Regions from separate parts of the Mus musculus genome. Here region 1 is linked to region 2. Evidence: chromatin contacts called from ENCODE POLR2A ChIA-PET data. All regions are on one chromosome and are shown on one strand. The core of a region is the stretch at or near the end of the contact, and the rest is flanking DNA. Distances in the headings are between cores, read along the strand shown.

The links. ChIA-PET counts read pairs that join two places held with the same protein, here RNA polymerase II (POLR2A).
Region 1: POLR2A ChIA-PET joins it to region 2 with 18 read pairs in Patski. The contact joins the promoter of Hs6st1 here to the enhancer-like site in region 2. POLR2A ChIA-PET finds 5 or more read pairs at or near these places in 5 of 5 experiments (Patski and embryonic stem cell).

Annotation. Positions count from the first base shown.
Region 1 is chr1:36,062,926-36,069,956 of GRCm38, reverse strand. It overlaps Hs6st1 (heparan sulfate 6-O-sulfotransferase 1), which reads right to left and starts at 1,557. Exons shown (of 2, transcript NM_015818.2): 1 at 773-1,557. The coding sequence starts at 1,299. Gm39624 (a long non-coding RNA gene) reads left to right here and starts at 3,714. Exons shown (of 3, transcript XR_865341.2): 1 at 3,714-4,321.
Region 2 is chr1:36,027,806-36,033,991 of GRCm38, reverse strand. No RefSeq gene overlaps it. Among named protein-coding and RNA genes, the nearest start is that of Gm39623, 14 kb to the right of the region's middle. Within about 2 kb of position 3,395, at least 3 of the 3 ENCODE cell types and tissues checked have a DNase peak (open chromatin) inside an H3K27ac peak, as active enhancers do.

The DNA.
Region 1 (7,031 bases), core at 308-2,807, 38 kb before region 2:
CAAAGTGCTTTCAGAGGGGCTGGCCCTCACTCACATCCCCAGACAAGGAGGAGAGTGATGGGCCTTGCTGGGAGGTCCCTGGCTTTACAAGTAGCTTTGACGGTCTCAGCTATCCCTAACCTGGCCGGTGGATAGATTTCTAGGGAAGTCAGTCCTCAACTGGAGGCTTTTGTTCCACTTCTGTGGCTGGGGAGGCCAGGTAGTGCTGCCTTCTCTCCGACTTCAGTCTGGGTCACACGGGCCTTTGTTCTACCTGCACACACCGGCAGGCAGAGCCCACCCCTTTCCTGGCAGCTCCTCCCCAGGCTGGCAGGCACCGGAGGGCCTGGAGATACCACAGGTGCACAGGAAGAGGAACCGCATTTCTCTTGCTCCACTTTTAGTACTAGACGGGTACGGGCTACACATGCACACAGAGACACACCTGTTTTTCTGCCTCTAGAGCCAAGCCTGGACCTCTAGTCCCCGAGGTTTATCTCTCAGGCTAGCCCGCAGTGCATAGCAGGTAGGGTGGACAGAGAGCAGCGGGCAGTGACCCAGGAGGAAGTCTGGGCACTGCGCAGACAGGCCAGTGGCGAGGAGAGGCACGGAACAGAGGGTGAAAAGAGGGATCAGAGGTCAGGAGTGGCAGGTGTAGGGAAGGATGAGATGGGAATCCTGGGATCCCGCAGACTGGAAGGGGCCCCAAGAGAGGAGAGGGCAGATCTGGCCCGGGGCTTAGGGGTACCCCCCCCCCCCCCCGCCATCACACTTTCCCGCAGCGGGCGCTCACCTGGGCGAACGCAGACCTGCTGGGTCGCGGCGGTCTAGCACACCGGGCACACAGTTGGTGAGTTCGGTCCAGTCAGCGTGCAGCCCGCAGCTCCAGCCCGTGGAGAAGCGAGAGAAGAGCCAGGTCTCGCGGCGATTGGGCCGATAGCAGGTGCACTTCTTCTGGCCCGGGCGACAGTCGCAGGGCACCTCGAGGCGCACGTTCTGCACTAGGTGGCGGCCGAAGGTGGTGCCGCCGGTCTTCTGGATGTGCAGGAAGACGATCACGTCGTCGCCCTTCATGTCGAAGCGCAGCGAGCGCTCCAGCTCGCGCACCGGGAAGTAGTACTTTTTCTCGTAATGTGGGTCCGGCGTGGGGAAGAGATCCAGGTCGTCGGGGGGCACGCGGCCACCGGGCGCGCCCAGACTCAGCCCCGGGCCCGCGTACTGGTAAAGGATGAGCATGAAGCACGCCGAGCCCGCCACCACCAGCACGAACTTGCTGGCGCGCTCAACCATGGTCCTGCCGCCGGCGCGCCGCCGCCGCATGTGTCACCATCGCCAGCGGCCCGGGCGCCGGGCCTGGGAGGGCGGGGGGCGCAGCTGCTCCGCCACCGCCGCCGCCACCGCCGCCCGCGCTCCGGCCCGGCCCGGCTACTCGGCGCCCAGGCTGTGCGCAGCGTCGCGGGCCCCGGGCCTCGGCGGCGCCGTGGCTGCTCCCCGCCCCGATCCCGGCTCGGCTAGCGTACAGCCCGGCCCCCGCCACAGCGCCCCGCAGCCGCGCGCGCCCGCACCCGCCCGCAAAGCTCAGCGCCGAGAACGCTCTGCACCGCCCCGTGCGCCGCCGCGTCTCCGCAGTTCGTCGCGGCTCCGCCCCGGCCCGCCCCTGGCCCGCCCTCGCGGCGCCTCTTGCTGTCGCCGCCCGCTCCGATCCTCCGCTCCGCCTCTGGAGCGCCCTGGGGGAGGGGCGGGGCCGGAGGAGGCCCAGGCACAGGCCAGAGCTGGGCGACGGGTCGCGTGTCTCTCACACTGTCAACGCCGGTCGCTACGGAAAGGGCATTGGATCCAGCTCGCAGACCTGTGGGTGGCGACTGGGTTGTCCCGAGCCTACGAGTGGGTGGCTCTTTTGGGCATTGGTCCTGGGTTTGGGAGCCCGAGTTTTTTCACCTTCTCTGGTTATGGTAGTTTGTGTTACCTGCGCTCTCTGTCTCCCACGGGAATACGGAGGCTTTGACCTTCACATTGAAGGATAGGAAGTTCCAAGTTCGAGAGCGCTGGGAGTCGGGACCACCAGGTGGTTTAGGACTACCAGTAAGGGTGGGGAAGGAAGAGAGACGTTAAGGGCATGGATCCGGCTCTTACGTGGATATCACCAGTCCCCTGGAGGCACTGGGACAATGACCCAAAGCCCTCAGTTGAAGATAAACCGAAATGTGTGCAGAGACCAGAGGACAAGCTTTATTTGTCCCTCTCGCCCAGTGTGCCCTGTTTTGATCCTGGTCATACTCAAACAAACAAACAAACAAACAAAATAGTGAACCAACATTAGAAAAAAATTAAAATTCCAACCTTCGTGATTTTTTTTTTTTTTACATTGGCAGCAGTATCTGCAGCCTTGATTGGTGCTCTGCCTGTAGTGGAGGGTCGCCTGGGCCCTAGGCTGCAAGTTGGAGGCTCTAGTAGTAATCTATGCAGCCTATAACATGTGGAAGGTCCCGTCGCCCATGTTGTACTCTGTACTGGGCCCCTAGCTATACTTAGGCGGCCAGAACAACTGGAGGTGGGGAGTGAAATGACCTGTGCAGAGTTCCACAGCCTAGGGTAGCTGGGAGGGGCTTGGGTGTTTGGATTCAGGCCAGAGTGGCCTCTGGGAGGTGCTCCCACTGCCAGGCCAGGCTCAGGTGCCCACAGCAAGTACCCCTGGGTAGTGCCCTGGATCTGTCCTGCTAAGGGGTGGGTCAAAAAGTGGAGAGAAGGGGAGGGGGTGGCAATAGTGGTCCAAAGCATTGACTGCAAGTTAAAAAAAAAAAAAAAAGACTTGAAAAAAAAGAGCAGCTGGGCAGTGGTGGTGCATGCCTGTAATTCCAGCACTTGGGAGGCAGAGGCAGGCGGATTTCTTAAGTTCGAGGCCAGCCTGGTGTACAGAGAGAGTTCCAGGACAGTCAGGGCTACACAGAGAAACCCTGTCTTGAACCCCCACCCCACCCCACATACACACACAAATAAGAGCTAAGAGGAAAGCCCTCCCAAACGGTGAGATCAGGAGAGAATGCAGACACACTTATATCCAACTTGTCAGGAATGTGAAGAAACTGGGCTCAGCTGGTAAAGTGCTTGCTGTGCATGACTCAGGACCTGGGTTCGGTACCCAGAACCCAGGTATAAAATGCCAGGGATACTTGGCCTGTGTTTGCAAGCCCAGGACTGCTGGGGAAGAAGAGATAGGCAGATCCCTGGGGCTTGCAAGCCAGCCAGTCTAGCCTATAAGGCAGCAGGTTAATGTGAGACACTGTCTCAGAAACTAAGGTGTACCTCTCAAAGGACAATATCCAATATCCAAGGTTGTCCATTGTCCTCTGTCCTACACACACACACACACACACACACACACACACACACACACAGAGAGAGAGAGAGAGAGAGAGAGAGAGAGAGAGGACATGTTTTGCAGGCAGATTGCAGAAGTTACCACTATGGTCAGACCGCCACATGGCCCTGAACACACTACATAATGACCTAGAACCAGGGCAACAGGTGTCCTTGGTGACACCCAGGGCCTTTTGCCCCTGGCCCAGAGAAACCCAAGGGCAGTCTGTTTGGTAATGATTTATTCTGGTTAGGTATGGCGACACAGCAGTGTGCTGAGGGCGCTCCCTTTAGAAGTTGACCAGGGCGGCATTCCAGCATGGGATTTGGATGACAGCAATCCAGATTTACACAGCATTGCTGCCAGCTAACCCATCTGATGGTTCTGCTCAGATGCTAAGGATCTACCAAGAGGTCAATCCCAAACAGAGTTGTTCCAGTACTAGACATAGCAGTTATGTTATTTCCAATCCCACTAGCAAGCCTTGCAAGAACGAGCTAAAACAATCGTTCCACAAAAGTGAAAACGAAGGTCTAGAGCTCTCCAGAGCTAGACAAATTCTCTCACTCTGTTCCCTGGCCGTGTGGCGTCCAGCCTGTGTTCATCTCTGTTCCCCCGGGGCCAGAGGAAAAAGCGGAGGGTCAGTGCACTAGGCTTTACTGCCAAGAGACCCACCTATGCTTGGCTGCCCCTAAGGGAAAACGGAAGTCTGACAAGAGCAGAAGAGTCTGGCATAGGTACCCAGTGGGTGGTTGTCCCTGTGACAAACTGCAGAGGTAGCCATAGCACACTGGCTCAGGGATTGACATCTCATCAAGAGAAGCTGCTTCCTCAAACTTCATTCTTGCCAGAACGGTTGAAGAGCCCCCTCCTCAGCCAGGAAGCCCCTCTCTTTCCTAAATTCTCACAGAGAAGGTTTTGCCTACTCTCCCTATTTATAAGAAGCCCAGCAGGTGCAACTTGATACTCCGGAGGAGGCAATTGGTGAGTGGGAACTACCCGGAAGTCAAATCCCCCGTCTTAGGTCAAGGAGTGAGGCTTTGTAGCCCGACTAGCCAGTCTTCACCAGGCTCTTTCCCCTGAAAAACTGGCAGAAATGTGACACCAAGGGTTTGCTGTGGATTGCCCGTGAGGTCGATGAGGCTTGTCTGTCACCGGGACTCGTGCGGGTTCTATTTGTTGTTCCTTTTCTCTCCCTGGTAGCCAAGGCTCCCTCCATAGTCCTAGGAATGCACATGAAAAGGAGAAACCCCTATAAATGTTTGCTGGAGGGAGTACCCAGCCTCGGGGTTTGCATCTACTTTGTTCCTACTTTTGTCCTCAGACTGCATACTTCAGAGCTCTGAGCTAATACGGAGGAAAAAGAAAAGGATGGCTAGTGGTAGGATGTGAATGAAAACGTGTTACCATACTTCTGTTTGGAGAAAAGATTAAGCCAGCGAACATAATTCCCTACCCATCATGTGTCCTTATAGTCTGAGAACCAAGAGATCAATTCCTCCCTCCTCCCCCTTATCCCCGGCGTGCAGTCCCGCGGGCGGACACGCGGGGGCACAGACACCGGCTTCTCCCTCATTCAGCAGTTGACATTGTAAAATTGGGGGATTTTCCACACTTGCTTCGCTGGTTCTCCTTCGGCTGTCTGCCCATTGTTTCTGAAGGAGTGGAGGGGCAGTCACGTTGCCTTTAGAGCCTCCCCTGGGGCTGCAGGCAGGGAGCAGAGAGAGGTTTTGCTTAAGGACAAACTTTTAAAGGTGACTTGGTGAAGCCATGGCTAATGGACTGAGTCCAGAGCTGCTACTGTGGGGACCAGGGGAGCCGAGCTGGGCCACTCTCGTGGACCTGAGCCCACCAGTTCCCGTAGACCGCGTCTGCTCCATGGACTGTCTGTTGTCTGAAGGGTACTTTCTTGGAGTCCCCAGCACCTTCTACCAAACAGCCTTTTCTCCTATTCCCTTCCCTCCCGTGACAGAATTGTGCTGTGGCCAGGTGGACCCCCTACTCCAGAACTTTGTAATACCCTCCTGCAAAGGCCTGCCAAGGAGAACATAGGCGATTTAGTTGTTCTCTAAAAAGACTCCACTACCAAGGGATTGAAGAACTCAGACCTAATTGTGGCCACCAGAGCTCCTGGGACTGTCCCTTCCTTTACCGGAGAGTCTCAAGAGTCTCCTCCATGCTGGAGGCCACCCCCAAGAAGTCGCTCATCTTCCCTGCCCAGAGACTGCCTGCTGTGTAAGAGGACTACAGTCCTTCCTGACTGGCTCTGTTTCCAGCCGTGGCCACTTCATTTCAGGCCCCTCTTTCTCTTGCCCTTCCCAGGGCACATCTCTGAGACTTACCTGGTGGTCCCACAGTGGCAGGCTGGGCAAGGCAGATTCCTATAGCTTGATGGAACATGGGCAGACATACTGTTACCCAGAAGGGTTTTGCCTGTCTGTGCATGGGTGCATTCGCTTGCATGTATGTGTGAGTGTTGTATGTGTGTGTGTATTATCCACATATGTGTGTAAGTGAGCATGCATATGTTTGTATGTGAAGGTCAGGGGATGACAACTTGTGTATCTTCCTTGATGTCTGTTTTATTTACTGAGTCTCTGCTGTTCCTGGACTTTTGCTAACCCGGCTAACAATCCCTGGTTCTGGGCATCTCCTTTATCTGCATCCCAGGACCGTGATTACAGGCAGTCCACCACACCCGCCTGGTTTTTATTTGGACTCAGGGGATCCAAACTCTGGCCCTCATATTTGTACAGCAGTGCTTTATCTGCTAAGCCATGGCCCTAGACCCCTGGCTGGTCCTTTCTGCTTGGAACATCTGCCAGGACCTGCCTCCAGAGAGAGAGAGAGAGAGAGAGAGAGAGAGAGAGAGAGAGAGAGAGAAAGAGAGAGAGAGTGGGAGGCCTCCTACCAGCTTCCTGCCATGGCTTTTCTTTTTCCAGAAGGAGCCCTGACCCAGCTGGGGTAGGGGGAGTCATGGAAGAGGATAGTGGGAGGTCTAGGAAAAATGCATGGGGCTATCTATGCCACTGGGGAGCATCCATGAGTCAGTGGAGGATTGACCCCAACAGGCTGAGACAATCTAGACTGAGATGGTCTTGTTCTATTGGTACCTCGCCTGGATAGGCAATGAAGGCGACCTCTGCCCTGGTCCTATGCCACATGAAACCTGGTGAGGGTGTTAGCGTTCAGCTTCTCAAATGAGTCTCCATCCACCAAGTGGCTGCTAGCAGCTCACCTCCTTTGTCTCTCGACTCCTCCTTCACCTGTGACATGTGTATCTCTCCTGTGGTGGGAGCTGCCCTAGCTGGACAATAGCAGAGCCCCTCCCTTATCCACTCTTTTTAACTGCTCATCTCTGCTGACATCAATAGTTGCTTTCCTGATAGGCTAATGCCAGCTGGGACAGAGCTAGGTGGGAGGTGCTTTCTTAGGGCAGAATTCTGGGGGTGATTTAAGGAGAGGGGCCAATGTTTCCGAGAGAGTCTTTGCCAGCAAGATCTTGGCTGTGGGAAGGGGTGCATTTACACTTATGTGCACATGTGTGCGCACGCACAGGAAAGCCAGAAGTCAGGCTGCAGGATTGTTCCCCCAAAGACATCTATTGTGTTTTTTGAGGCACTGTCTTTTACCATACCCGGGGCTTGCTGATGGAGCTAGGCTGGATGACCAGGGGAGGATCTGCTTAGCTCCA
Region 2 (6,186 bases), core at 2,146-4,645:
TCAAAACTCCATTAATCACCTGCCCTCCATAAGCCCCTACTTTAACTGGAGGGCCACAATGTTTCTTGGGATCCCCTGGGATCAGTGTCAACTCAGAACCAGTATCCAGCAGACCCCGAAAAGTCTGATTATTTCCTTTTCCCCAGTGTACAGTTACCCTTGTAAAAGGCCGTAGGTCCCTCTGGGGAAGAACTGGAGAAAGGGTAACAGCAAAACCTTTGAGTGTCTTATCAAGATCCTTCCTCAGCGGAACCTGGCCACCCCTTCATTCAAGGGGTTCCGGATCTGCAAACTGTCTCAAGTCTGGAAATTGATTCACTGGCCGAGATTGCTGTTTACCACGATCTAATGTAGCCTTTCTTTCATTTGGCTGTTTACCACGATCTAATGTAGCCTTTCTTTCATTTGTTTGAGAATTTTTCTGCTTATACAGATCAAACAAATATGCAGTAGGCTTCCTATGTATTTCATTCCTGGAAACACCATGATTGGTTAGCCAGTACCAAAGGTCCAACCGAGTCATGCCATTATAAATTTCACCTCTCCTGTGCTGACCATTACTGGGTATGTTATTATAAACATTCTTTTGTCTACGCTGTCCATTATAATAACTAGGATCACCTTGTCTCCGGCGATTCAATGCTGCCACCTGGCCCTTGTTACCTCGGAATCCAACTAAACCCAGTGAATTTAATTCATCTAATTGAGCAGAAGCATCTCCAATGCTAAGATCTGGCACAAGGAAAAGGGAAAGAACAAAACCCTTCAAATGTGCTGGTGCCCCTCTCACCAATTTGCGTCTTATAGAGCTGGTAAAAGGCATATCTTCTGGACCTTCCCATTGTGGACAATTATGCTTTACACAATATATCCACTCTAGCATTGCAATTTCCCTAAGTCTTAAAATCCCTTCATCAACACTAAGCCACGGAATATCAGGCATCTCCAAGTCATTTCCAGTAGGCCATCTTTTGATAAACACCTCAGCCAACCATTCAAACAAACTTTTGACACCTTTTTTAACTATGCGAGCTTCCGTATTAAACCTAGAATCTCTACTCAGAGGACCCATGTCAATAAACTCAGCCTGCTCTAGTTTTATGTTCCTTCCACCCTTATCCCACACCCTTAAAATCCATTCCCACACATATTCACCAGGTTTCTGCTTGAATGAATTAGCAAACTCATTAAGCTCCTTAGTAGTGTAGCGAATTTCCTCATGGACTACACTTTCTACCTCCCCTCTAGGAGCCTGTTTTGCTTTGAGTCTGGTTACAGGTCTAGAAGAAACTATTGGTGGGCCGTGAGCAGACTCTGCAAAATTAATTTCCTCATGTGGGGAAGGCATTATTTCAAGAGGTGGGGCTGAGGGTACTACTTCCTCAGGTGGGGCAAACCCTTGAGAATCTGAGGATTCAAAATTCTCAGCTTCAACATGGTCTTCCCACACATCCCCATCCCATGTTGTAGGATCCCATTCTTTGCCAATTAGAGCCCTTACTTTAACTGTCGACACACTCTGAGGCTGAGACTTGAATTTTCGCTGTAGTTCAGCCAACCTTACAATGAGAGTTTCTGTTTGATTTTCTGCAACTTGAGCTCTATTGCTACAAGAGAGAAGATTCTCCTCAAGGACACACTTAGCAACTTTTAGATCGTTTACTTGTGTCTGGAGCCTTTCGATTTTATCACACAACTCCTTCCTTTCATTCATCATTTTTTCCACAGATACTAAGAGCAGCCAGCCAGTAAAATCATTTTCCGATTTTTTCCCCATCTTGTAGAAAGCTTTGTACACTGAATCACCTAATTCATTAAGAAAATCAAGGTCATTAGCTTCTTTAAGTTCGGAATATAGTTTCAACCATGGGTCTTCAAAATTCTCTGAGCTCCCAGGAGGGAGAGAATCTGGAGAGGTTTCAATAGTTGAAAGTGCTGGTGGATCAACAAGCCAATTCCAGTATTTTAAAAGATTCATCCTTGTACTTCTGTTACTCTAGAACCACTCCTGGTACCAACTTCTGTATTAGTCAGGGTTCTCTAGAGTCACAGAACTTATGGATAATTTCTAAATAGTAAAGGAATTTATTGATGACTTACAGTCGGCAGCCCAATTCCCAACAATGGTTCAGTCGCAGCTGTGAATGGAAGTCCAAGGATCTAGCAGTTACTCAGTCTCACGCAGCAAGCAGGCGAAGGAGCAAGAGCAAGAGCTAGACTCCCTTTTTCCAATGTCCTTATATTGTCTCCAGCAGAAGGTGTAGCTCAGATTAAAGGTGTGTTCCACCACACCTTTAATCCCAGATGAAAGGTGTAGCCCAGATTAAAGGTGTGTTCCTTAAACTCAGAGATTCAATCTTCTGGAATCCATAGCCACTATGGCTCAAGATCTTCAAACCAAGATCCAGATAAGGATCTCCAAGCCTCCAGATAAGGGTCACTGGTGAGCCTTCCAATTCCAGATTGTAGTTCATTCCAAATATTGTCAAGTTGACAACCAGGAATAGCCACTACAATATGTCATAATAAAACCATTATTATGTATAATTAATACACTCAAAAGTTTTTTAAAAGAAAGTTCTTCTGGCTGACTGTGTAAATGAAGTGGGGTTGGAGTCTGTGGTTAAGTACTGTGGGATGGTGGTCCGTCAGGCAGAGAGCCTTGTCCAGGTAAGCAGTGGCTGAGGTGGATGGCTTTCGGAAGGCCAGAGACAAAGGAGTCACGAAGATGGCCAGCAAATTCACAACGGTTGGCTCGCGTTTCCACCAGAGAACAAGGAAGAAGCCGCAAACCCAGTGCCCACAGCCTTAACGCCAGCAGTGTGTTGAATCGTGTTACTGCCTCTTCGGTGGCATCTTTCTTTTTTCCTCCCGGCCATCTCATGCTATAGGTGAAGCAACTGAAGTTAAAGGGTTACCAGGACTTTCTACAGAGCTGGCTGGTCAGTGGGGAATCAGGGGTGGAAACTCACGGATGGGTTCTCTGCCTGCCTTCAAGGCTTCCTGGCTGCGCATGCAGCCTATGAGAGATTTCCCCACCTGCCATGTTTTCGTGGTGCATCAGGCAGCCTCTGCTCCTCGTGTGTGTCCTAATTCACAGCCACAGGCATTTGCTGCACGCACGTCCCCGTGTTCTGCCCGAAATCTACTGCTTCCCTCATCCCGCGGTGCTCGCTTGGTTGTAGCAGTGAACTGGGCTTTGCAGCTCAGCGGTAAGAGAACGTTTTCCTAATTTGAGGCATGCCCAAGCTGTTGCCTGCAGATGTAGCCTCACCACATTTGCTCACAGCCGGTGCCTCGAAGAGGAAAGGCAACGCCTCTGCCAGCTGCCGAGGAGGCAGACGCATTCCTGGGAAGCCAGCTCCGGATGGCCTGCAGGCTCCTGTGAGCATTCTGAGTAGATCCTGGCTCCAGTGCCTGTGGTCCTGGCAGCAGTGCCTTAGCTGGCTTCCTGCCTAGGATGACCACAGACCATGCTCCTCCCATCCTGGGCCTCTGAGCACTGGTCCAGGCAAGATGAGCTCCTTCGAGCTGGCTTGTGCCTTTCCCCTTCTATCTTAAAATAATTGTTTTTGGCTTTGTGGGCTGGCAGGCTACTTACTTTAACCCCAAGGCCAAGGGCAGCAAGAGGCTCCGGTGATGGGCTGGGCTGTCATGCACACCACTCAGCCTTCAGTCACTGTGGCCAGTGCACTAATGGCCACATGGCCTTCAGAGATAATTTCTGCATGTTCTTTCCTCTTTCCCTCTGCTCTTGCAGGGAAGGGAGCATGCGCTTTGGGCTGCTCCCATGTAACCTCTTTTCCTCCACGATGGATAGAGGCTCTGCTCACACGCATGGATTCCTTGTTGGTTTAGGGACCCCTGCCACAGCTCCTGGGGTGGGTGAATCCTGTTTTATTCATGAAGTAAGGCTGCCAGTTGTTCAGAATTCTATTTGGGCCCATGTTTACCACACGCCCAGGCTCTGCCCAGGTTCCGGGGAAGTATTGATGAAAATTTGGGACTTGCTGCTCCAAGTCACTCTGACATGCAGATCTCATGCTCATGGGGTGAAACCCGTTGGCCACTGACAAAATAGGAGCCAATAAAAGGTTGTTTCTTTTTTGCTATTTTACTAAGACAAGATTTTGCTAGGTAGCTGTGTTAGTTAGGGTTTTATTATTGTGAAGAGATACCATGACCAGGGCAACTCTTATAAGCATTCAACTGGGGTTGGCTTACAGTTTCAGAGCCACATAAACATGAGGGCTTGAATTGGAACCCCAAGGACCCATGTCCAGCTGGGCATGGTGGCATTTTTTTTTAATGTTTAAACAGTTAATAAATTATTTGTTTAAATATGAGGTAGATATGTAAGGCCCTCCTGACCTTTTATTTGTATGCGTGTGTATGCATGTCTGTGTGTGTTTGGACAGTTGTACATGCCGGAGGTCCACTTCAGATGTCTTCCTCTATTCCTCTCCACCTTGTGCTTTTCAGAGAGAATCTCTCACTGAACCTCAGTCTTGAGGCAGGTAGGCTAGACTGGCTGGCCAGCCAGCCCCAGAGGTCCTCCCATCTCTGCTTCCCCAGTGCATGTTACAATTGCATCTGGCTTTTCAAACATTCATTCTGAAGGGATTTGAACTCAGGTCCTCATGCTTGTACAACAAGGACTTTACTGAGTGAGCCGTTTCTCCAGCACCCTTCTGATCTCCAGGTAAAACATTAAGGCCTAAGTAGAATGTTAAAGCCTAGGGAAAGTGTTAAGGCCTAGGTTGCTGTTACCGGACTACGCTGCCATTGTAAGGAAACTTTCTCATGTGCTTCTTCTGATACTAGGAAATTTTCTAATGCCAGATTGGTTACACTTTCTATTATGTTCTTGTGCCCTTGAAAACCAATCACTTTCTGAGTTCAAGGCCAGCCTGGTCTACAAAGTGAGTTCCAGGACAGCCAAGGCTATACAGAGAAACCCTGTCTCAAAAAACCATTAAAAAAAAGAAAGAAAGAAAGAAAGAAAGAAAGAAAGAAAGAAAGAAAGAAAGGAAGGAAGGAAGGAAGAAAGAAAGAAAGGAAGAAAACCAATCACAATAGAAGTCAGCAGAACAGAAGTGGATGCTCACAGTCAGCTATTGGATGGATCACAGGGCCCCCAATGGAGGAGCTAGAGAAAGTACCCAAGGAACTAAAGGGAACTGCAACCCTATAGGTGGAACAACATTATGAACTAACCAGTACCCCGGAGCTCTTGACTCTAGCTGCATATGTATCAAAAGATGGCCTAGTCGGCCATCACTGGAAAGAGAGGCCCATTGGACTTGCAAACTTTATACGCCCCAGTACAGGGGAACGACAGGGCCAAAAAGGGGGAGTGGGTGGGTAGGGGAGTGGGGGGGAGGGTATGGGGGACTTTTGGGATAGCATTGGAAATGTAAATGAGGAAAATACCTAATTAAAAAAAAAAAGAAGTCAGCACAACTGTTTTGTATGGTTACCCACAATAGACTTGCACCCAAAAACAACCACCCAATAGCAAGCACTTCTTGTACCTTTGAATAAGCTTTTATGGTATAATCTACCTCTGGGATGAACCACAACATAAGAGAGACACCTGCCCAATATAAGAAACTATTTGGAATAAGACTTCCATTTTGAGTAGTGGTTGAGTAAAGTTTAAGTTCCCAAGACCTCCCTGGGAATCCTCCTATAATGAAAGGCAAGTTCCACAAGAAGCCATTTCAATATGTGTTTAGATCAATAGTTCTCAACCTTCCTAATGCTGTGGCCCTTTGACATAGTTCCTCAGGTTGTGGTGACCCCCGACCATAAAATTATTTCATTGCTATTTCATAACTATAATTTTGCTACTGGTATGAATCATAAGTTAAAACATGAATATTAGACAAGCCCCATCCCGGTAGACAAATTAGGACATGAATATTAGACAAGGCAAGTCCCCTGCCACAGCTGGATACCCCAACCAATGGGGGCAGGATAAGTGTACAGCCAAGACCTGTTCCTAAGGAAACCCCATCCCTAAATCCTGATTGGTGGAATAACTCGGCACAGGTGTATGTGCATTTGGGGCCTAAAAATCCTGTAAGATCTTAACATGGGGCCATGGTTCAGTCCACAAATCTGGACCATAGCCCTGGTTGACCAGTCTTGGGGTATATGCTCAATAAACTATCCCTGTCTGAC